Linked DNA regions of Homo sapiens: region 1 is linked to region 2. The links are chromatin contacts, found by Hi-C or POLR2A ChIA-PET in ENCODE. All regions are on one chromosome and are shown on one strand. Each heading gives the region's core, a stretch centred on a gene start or an enhancer-like site at or near the end of the contact. The rest is flanking DNA. Distances are from core to core; before and after follow the strand shown.

Region 1 (4,371 bases), core at 624-3,123, 360 kb before region 2:
ACTTTCCTGGGCTCAAGCGACCCTCCTGCCTCAGCCCCCCAAGTAGCTGGGACTAAAGTCATGTGCCACCACACCCAGCTTACTCTGAACTTTTATGACAGATGATTGTTTTTTGTTTTTAATGTAGAAATGAGACAAGGGTACAAATTGGAACTAGAAATTGACATTGTCATTGACAAACATGGCTAAAAACAAAACATCAAATCCTGCCCCCGTGAAGAGTTCCCTGTCACCTCAAGTTTGAGGATAGTCCTCTAAGAGTGACCTAAGCATAAGTGAAAGACACCTCCCCTCACCCTTCTAGCCCCCTACAAGGTGCCAGGTTGGGGTAAAGAGTTGGAGATGATGGCCAGGAGTGGCCTCCAACACGCTGGTGAGAGGCCTGATTAGGTTTTGGGGAAGATCTGAGAGCTCTGGCCTCTTCGTGAGTGGAACATAAAGCCGCCTCTTGTTGGGAGATCCTACCCCAGTGACAGAGGAATCCCCCAAACTAGGCTGTGCCCTGGCTCCGTGGCGGCTCCAGACCCGGGTAGTGCCTTTGTCCCCTGAATACTCACTCCCCCGGTCCAGAGGGCCTTCCCACTGCCCAGCCTGGAGAAGGCCTCCCCTGACCTGCTCTCTCAGTATCCTGGAGAGCTGGCCAGAGGCCATCACAGGCATCATCCTCAGAGCTCCTCAGACCTGGGACTTTGTTTTTGCTGGTTCAGTGCATTTTGTGTATTTAAGAGCAAACACTAGCCAGGCGTGGCGGCGTGTGCCTGTAGTCCCAGCTACTTGGGAGGCTGAGGCAGGAGGATTGCTCGAACCTGGGAGGCGGAGGTTGCAGTGAGCCTAGATCACGCCATTGCACTCCAGCCTGGGTGACAGAGTGAGACTCCATCTCCAAAAAAAAAAGCACAAACACTGCACTGCCTGTGCTGAAATTAGTGACCACCCAGTGGGCTCCAGGCTCCGCTAGGTAACTTCGTTTTCCCAGCAGTGGAGTGGGCACCACCTTGGTGGGGCAGTGCCCCTGTGCCCAGGGCACACCTCATTCCCAGTTCTATAGCAATTCACCAAGAACAAAGTCTGCAGTTAGAGCCAAAGCTGGTGGTGGCCAGAGGGTGCTGAAGATACAGGCCAGTGGGGATGGGAGCCATGAGCCCCGAATGTCTTCTGCTCTGATGCTCCCCGGACTAAGCCTCCCTGGCACACTGGGAGTGAGGGGCAGCCTGAGCAAGTAGGGGAACTCAGACCACAGGCCAGCAGATTTCCCAGCAGTCCATCACTGGCCACCGTGTAGCCAGATTCTGTTCCGTCCACACTGGGGTGAAGAGTACTTGGAATGTCTGCCATCCTGTATGATCACCCCACCCCCTGTCCATCCATCAGTAGATAATAAGGGTTGGTTACAATTCATAAGAGAATAGTTAAAACACTTCTCCTCTCATGCCTACCATGGTGCTGTATCAAGGGGATTTGTTCACATATGGGCTCAGCAACGCACAAGTGAGGTCAGCCATGGCACTAGGTCATTCCCATTTTAGCCAAGGTGCCTCTATAGGGGTCAGACATCATGTGCCCAGACCTAAGGTCAGGAATGTCATATTTTTCTGTTAAAATCATTTTATTTCTGTGTATCTTACCTTTAAATCATTGTGGTTTACTCTGAGATTCTGTAGTCCTAATATTGTATCATTGTGCTGTCTGCAAAACAACTTGAATCTATTTTGTTTGCATCTTTTGTTACATGTAACGCAGCTGTACTTTATGTTCTTTGCAACTGTTTCCATTATGAGAACGCTGTGCTATTTACAAGGTTACATTTTTCTTGGCCAGGCGAGGTGGTCATGCCTGTAATCCCAGCACTTTGGGAGGCCAAGGTGGGCGGATCACTTGAGGTAAAGAGTTGAGACCAGCCTGGCTAGCATGGCGAAACCCAGTCTCTACTAAAAATACAAAAATTAGCCGGGTGAAATTAGCCGGGCGTGGTGGTGTGTGCTTGTAATCCCAGCTACTCGGGAGGCTGAGGCAGGAGAATCGCTTGAATCCGGGAGGCAGAGGTTGCAGTGAGCCAAGATCAGGCCACTGCACTCCAGCCTCGGGGTCAAGAGCGAAACTCTGTCTCAAACAAAAAGAAAGAAAGGAAGGAAGGAAGGAGGGAAGGAAGGAAGGAAAGAGAGAAAGAAAAGAAAGAAAGAAAGAAAGAAAGAGAAAGAAATATCTTTGCTATTTGTATAAAAATGGAAATTTTAACAGCTTAGCCTCTAGAGAGTTACTGAACGTGGTTACCTTGGGAATGTAAATAGAACTGCAAATTAAAATGACTGGCCACTTCAACTGGGTAAGGGAAACAGCTGCAATAAAGCTTCGTGAATATATATCTCCATCTTGAAAGTTGTGTTCCACAAAGGTTTCGACCTCTTTGTCCAAAAATGCATATTACTCATTTACTCCTTTCATACCTTCATTGTGAAATTAAATAACAGACTCACAAGCACCTGGCACTGGTGGCAGACAAAAAGGCCTCAACATTCTGCAGCAGGCCAGAGGAGGAACGACGCTGCTACAGTATTTATTAGTTCCAGTGCTCAAGCCCAGGTTTCTAAGGTTTGACAATATTCTGTAAGTTAAAATCATTTCCACACATACAGAGTAGAATCCTGTTTTTGTAAGTATACACACACACACACACACACATTCATGGAACATTGTCTGGAAGGATATACATGAAAATGTTAAGAGTTGGGGGGGGTTGAATTTTAGGCAATTTTAATTTTTTTAACGTCTTCTGGTTTTTCTACAATAAACATGAATCAGTTGTAGAACCTCTAAAATGATAATGTTCATGAGGTTGGTTTTCCTCGTTCAGTAGCTGGCGAGGAACAGCATAGTGAAAAATCTTCCCTTTGCCAGGAGGCAGGCACTAGCGGGGAAGAGATGTGGATTTTTCTGAGTTTTCTAAGACCCTGTTAGCTTAGGGTCTCTGTGCTGCTTGAGTAAGGTGTAAGCGTCTTTTAATCCTTCAAAGTCACCTCTGCAAAAGAGCAGTGCCTGCCCCCACCTGTATCTTGGGTCCCCAGGCCACAAGGAGGCTGGCCAGCAGCCTCGGCCAACTCTAGGGCCCTTCACCATCTGTGTTTCAAACAGCACAGGCTGCTGTGTGTCAGGAAGGCCTGGGTGGCATCATGAGCAGGGCTGAGTACCTGTTGCCGCAGGGCTGTCAGCTGAGAAGCCAAGCCTCCAGCTCCTGGATGCAGAACTGCTCCTGCCGGGCCAGCACCTCGTTGTTGAAGGTCGGGCAAGGGGAGCTTCCCCCGCGGAACAAGTCTCCATCCAACCACAGCCCAAACCGGCCACTAGAGAGAAGAGGACAGTCTTGGTGCGGCTCACTCCTGTGTGCTGAAACCCCCAGGCTCTGCCACCAGCATCAGCTCTTGGCCATGCCAGGACGGCAGCCCAGTTTCACCTGTCTTATCGCCCCTTAAAGCAATTTATACTGAATTATTGGGGACTCAGCACATTGTTCCCCATGGGGTTAAGAGCTTTATTTATTTATTTGTTTATTTATTTATTTATTTATTTATTGAAACGGAGTCTTGCTTTGTCACCCAGGCTGGAGTGCAGTGGCACGACCCTGGCTCACCACAACCTCCACCTCCCGGGTTCAAGCAATTTTCCTACCTCAGCCTCCCTAGTAGCTGGTATTACAGGCCGCCCACCACTATGCCTGGCTAATTTTTGTATGTTTAGTAGAGATGGGGTTTTGCTATGTTGGCCAGGCTGGTCTTGAACTCCTGACCTCAAGCGATCTGCCTGCCTTGGCCTCCCAAAGTGCTGGGATTACAGGTGTGAGCCACTGCGCCTGGTCAAGATGGCAATTTTTTTTTTTTTTTTTTTTTTTTGATAGGAGTCTTGCTCTGTCGCCCAGCCTGGAGTGCAATGGCGCGATCTTGGCTCACTGCAAGCTCCACCTCCCGGGTTCACACCATTCTCCTGCCTCAGCCTCCCGAGTAGCTGGGACTACGGGTGCCCACCACCACGCCTGGCTGATTTTTTGTATTTTTAGTAGAGATGGGGTTTCACCATGTTAGCCAGGACGGTCTCGATCTCCTGACCTCGTGATCCGCCCACCTCGGCCTCCCAAAGTGCTGGGATTACAGGCACAAGCCACCACGCTCGGTCCAAGATAGCAATTCTTAATACAAAAATTAGCCGGACGTGGTGGTGGGCAACTGTTGTCCCAGCTACTCGAGACGCTGAGGCAGGAGAATCACTTGAACCCAGGAGTCGGAGGGTGTGGTGAGCTGAGATCACACCACTGCACTCCAGCCTGGGCGACAGAGCGAGACTCTGTCTCAAAAAAAACAAAATGGCAATTCTTTAACCAAA
Region 2 (4,211 bases), core at 1,082-3,581:
CCTTCAAGTCACCCCCAGCTGGGTCTCAGGGTAGGGGTAGGTCTGGGAAGGTGCCAGCCCTGGAGTTAATCCAAGCCACCTGTGGTCACCAGATGCTCTGTCACCACTAACAGGTGTGTTGGGATCCGGGGTCAAGGGCTGCTCCAAGCACAGGGGTCTGGCCACAGTTCGGATGGGCTCCCAGGGGGCTCGCTGGGGTGGGCGAGGTAGCCTGAACAAAGCTGCTGGGAAGGCAGGGTCCGTGCATCCCCTGGGCCTGAGATCACGAGCTTCTTGGCTGGCTTGGGCCAAGGGAGGAGACCAGGAGTCTGTGGCTCCAGAGCCTGGCCAGAGAACTTTCTAAAAGGCATGTTCCGGCCGGGTGCGGTGGCTCACGCCTGTAATCCCAGCACTTTGGGAGGCCAATGGGGGCTGATCCTGAGGTCAGGAGTTCAAGACCAGCCTGGCCAACGTGGTGAAACCCCCATCTCTACTAAAAATACAAAAATTAGCCGGGCATAATGGCAGCCTCGGGAGGCTGAGGCAGGAGAATTGCTAGAACCCAGGAGGCGTAGGTTGCAGTGAGCCAAGATCGCGCCACTGCACTCCAGTCTGGGTGACAGAGCAAGACTGTCTCAAAAAAAAAAAAAAAAAAAAAAAAGGAAAAGGTATGTTCCTACCACTGGGGCTTGGCACCTCCTGCTTCTGCCAGGACTGCGTGCCGCTCCCTCCCTGAAAGCTGGCTACCCACTCATCCTTCTGGTCTCTACCAGAACACTCCTGCCCAGGCTGGGTTTGGTGGTCGCGCTGCGGGGTCCTGCAGCCTCATTCTGCTGCGTCTTGTTTTTTACCACCTGTCATTGACTTGACCTTATCTGTCACGTTCAATATCTGTCTCCCTCACCAGAGCGAGCTCTGCCCCAGCACTGGGCCTGTAGAGGAGGTGCTCTGGAGATGCACTCAGGGCTCGCACCTGACAGAGTGGAAGCAGCTGCCAGGCAGGGGGATACCGAGTACCCCACCCTGGAGAATGTGCAGACTGTGGATCTGTGGGGGGTGTAAACTGTCCTCTAGGGTCGTCTTTATCAGCCTATCCTGGCTCCTGTGATAGCATCTATCTTTCAAGGGTTTATTTCAAACAGGAAGCTGGTAAGTGCTGCACACTGATTTTCGGGAGAGGGGACGGTCAGCTCCATCTTCCCGCCCCAGATCACAGAGCTGGCATGTGACAGCTGGCATCCCGGCTGGCACTCCCATCAGGCTGTCTCCACAGAGCTGCCTTTTGGGAGGGGTCTGGTTCAGTTTCCTGGGCCCACTCTGCTCATCCCCCTGCAATAATGCCACAAGCCCTTGGTACACGTTACCTCATTTATTCTCACAACATGCCTGTGAGGTAGGGAGGGGCAGGGACTGTCCCCGTTTTACAGAGGAGGAAGTTGAGGCACACAGAGGTCAAGTGACTTGCCCAAGGTCACAGACGGCGGCCAAGCTGGAAATGGGCCCCGGAGCAGACCCTTGGTTCACCTGGGGACGGGGGGGGGTCCCCCCCTGCAGCAAGCGCCAGCCAAGAGGATGTCTCGGATGCCAGAGAGGCGCATACACAGCATAGAGCAGCCCCTCAGGTACTGAGCTGGCTTCGGGGCTCAGCCCCTGCCCTCCCCTACCCCGCCCTGCAGGCCCGGGCCATTGCAGCTCAGGGCTCGTGACACCCTGGGAGTGGGATGCGGGGGCAGGAGAGAGAGAAGGATAATTGGGGTTAAAAAAAAAATAGAACAGAAAACTCAGAGGCTGGGCAGATGGGCCCTTAGGAGTGCGGGGCGGGGGGAGGGGGGTGGAGACCAAAAAAAAAAAGGGCTGCTTACACACAAGGTATATATTTTTACACACACTTGTACACACACCTAGATATAGTACATGTAAAAATATATGCTATTCACACACCCGCCTCCTGCCAGGTGCCCCGAGAGCCAGCGGCGGCGGCGCTGGGTGGGCATGGGTGAGCAGATGGGCGTTTGTTAACTATACACTCTAAGGTCTATGTGCATATGTACACATACATACAGACACCGCCGCCCGCCCCTCGGGCACCGGACACAGGCGCGGCTGAGGACTGACGGCCCCCTGGAAGCCACTCGGGAGTCCTAGATTTTGCTGAAGGAAGAAGGGGCTGGAGAAAATAAAAGGGCAGGAGTCTGGAGTGTGATAACTGTGGCTTCGTCTCATTTCCACCCGCCAAGACTAAAACTTCCCTCATCTGCTCAGCGGTGAGTGAGTCCTGCCTGACACTGCCCAGGGCTGGCGGGGCACCTCCCAGTGAGGCGCCTCCATCTGCGTGTGTGTGTGTGCGCGTGAGGTTGTGTGTGAGCACTTGGCGGGGGGAGGGAGGGGACGCATGTCCATCTCTCTGTCCTCTGGGCCCTCAACCGCAGAGAGGGCTGAGACCCAGAAAGCCGCTTGCCACAATGGTGACCACTGTGTGAGCTCTGAAGGGAAAAGAGAAAAACATAAGAATGAAAATCAAGGTCAGAGCGGGGATAGCTGGGGAAAGGAGGGACATGGCAGGTGCCCAAGGCTGCCCTTGGACTGTCGTCATCTTGTAAACAAGCTAGTGTGAGTTCTCATCAGATAGAACGAGTAAAAAGACCGCAGTATGGAGGCTGGGCCGGGAGTTGCCGACGTCCATCTATCTAGTCCACCACGGCCAGCAAGAGGAAAAAAAAAGTTTTCTAGTTTCGTGATTTTTGTTGATTTTTTTTGTGAGTAAAATCTTCATAACCTAAAGCTGGGAGGGACCCAAAAAAGCCAAATTGTGAGCCCTTGTATGCGTCAATTTGAAAGTTGGCTCAGGGTCTCTAGACAGAATAACCATAGCAAAGGTTGAGAAAACTCTGTTCCGTTCGCACTTAGTTTTTGTGTTTTTAATGATTTAAAATCGTTTCTTTCCTCCTGCATGGTCTCAGAGCCTGGTCTGGGCCTCCGGGACATAAATCTCGATGCTGTCTGCGCTCTCGGTGGCTGAGTTCTGCCGCACAGAAGCTGCCCGCTTGGCCGCCAGGAGTCTCTTGCGGGCCTCCTGGCGCTGCTTGTCGCTGGCGTCTGAGGCCTTGTCGCGGCTCACTGCCGGCTTGGATTTGGCTGGCTTCTTTGGGACCGGAGGGGGTGGTTTCTTCTCTTCCTTTAGTGAGACAGTGAGGAGAGAACAAAAATAAAATAAAGGTGCCACGTTTTGTGTGGCACTACCCCCACCATATGCCGGCAGCTGGAGTCTCCACCCCAGCCTCCCCGCATCGGGCACAAGCAACACACACTTGGAATCAGGAAGCCACGAGAAGCGATGACTGACAGTGGGAAGAGCTCAAGGCACTGGAGCAGAAAGCAAGCCTAGACTCCGAGAGCGCTCGAGCAGCGGGGACGGGCAGATCCCATTGTCCACCCTCATGTTGAATCACCGGGAGCCCGAGACTCGGGCAGGAACTAGCCCGAGTCACAGTCAGAGACAAATTTAGGGCTTCAGGTCCCATTTTACAGGCTATTCTAGGGGATTAGACAGGGCCACGGTTCAACAGGGGTCACTGGTTCTGGTTTGCAGAAGGAAGCCTCAGGGAAGAGGCTGGCTACCACAAGGTCACAGAGCTGGCTCCAGACCCCAGGACTCCTGGCAGCAGGGCCCCAGGAGAAGGGACCATTTTTGCTGCCTCCTCTGTTATAACGTGATTGAGGCTGTGGGCGTGCCTCTCCCAGGATCCCCTTTTCTGGACATGCAGGGCAGGACACATGCTTCAGGGGCAGCCTCAACTACACGGAGCAAGCGGCATGCCAGACAAGTGCCAAGCATGGACCCCACGCAGTGATGGATGTGAGACCCCAGCTCAAAGACGACACACGGAGAAGGGAGCCAAGCAGCACTGACCGATGTGGGCAGCGTTATTGCCGACCAGGAATTTGTCCCTGGACTTCCCCTCCGCACTGCTCCATGCTCACCTTCCTCTTCTCGGGGGTCTCCACCAGCTGCCAGCTGTTGGCCTTGAGGTGGTAGAGTTCATCGAACTTCATGCTGATATCCTCGATGGACAGCTGTAGCAGGTCCCAGAACCCTGCCAGGTCCTGGGCTGTGGGGCGTGGGTTGGCATCAGGGTTCTGTGGGCCAGATGGGGATCAGTGGGGCCAGCTCAGCAGAGGCTTGTCCTGCTCCCCCCAACCCCCCAACAAGCAGGGTTCCTCTGGGCCCTGCC

Evidence for each region. Hi-C counts contacts between places; a loop is a spot of excess contacts on that map. ChIA-PET counts read pairs that join two places held with the same protein, here RNA polymerase II (POLR2A). Pooled maps may share reads with other maps.
Region 1: a map of mesothelial cell of epicardium shows a loop between it and region 2 (10-fold over the local background). The contact joins two enhancer-like sites. A Hi-C loop is called at or near these places in 2 of 168 maps with a recorded cell type or tissue (OCI-LY7 and mesothelial cell of epicardium) and 2 of 50 pooled maps. POLR2A ChIA-PET finds 5 or more read pairs at or near these places in 3 of 52 experiments (AG04450, activated B cell and activated T-cell).

The regions. Positions count from the first base shown.
Region 1 is chr20:36,888,218-36,892,588 of GRCh38, reverse strand. TLDC2 (TBC/LysM-associated domain containing 2) reads right to left here. Exons shown (of 7, transcript NM_080628.3): 6 at 3,186-3,338. The coding sequence ends at 3,203. It overlaps SAMHD1 (SAM and HD domain containing deoxynucleoside triphosphate triphosphohydrolase 1), which reads left to right. Exons shown (of 16, transcript NM_015474.4): 16 at 1-2,360. Among named protein-coding and RNA genes, the nearest start is that of TLDC2, 14 kb to the right of the region's middle. Within about 2 kb of position 1,873, at least 2 of the 41 ENCODE cell types and tissues checked have a DNase peak (open chromatin) inside an H3K27ac peak, as active enhancers do.
Region 2 is chr20:36,525,756-36,529,966 of GRCh38, reverse strand. It overlaps DLGAP4 (DLG associated protein 4), which reads right to left. Exons shown (of 13, transcript NM_001365621.2): 12 at 3,961-4,116; 13 at 1,334-3,154. The coding sequence ends at 2,936. All of the region lies in intron 2 of DLGAP4-AS1 (DLGAP4 antisense RNA 1), which reads left to right. Among named protein-coding and RNA genes, the nearest start is that of MYL9, 14 kb to the left of the region's middle. Within about 2 kb of position 2,331, at least 8 of the 41 ENCODE cell types and tissues checked have a DNase peak (open chromatin) inside an H3K27ac peak, as active enhancers do.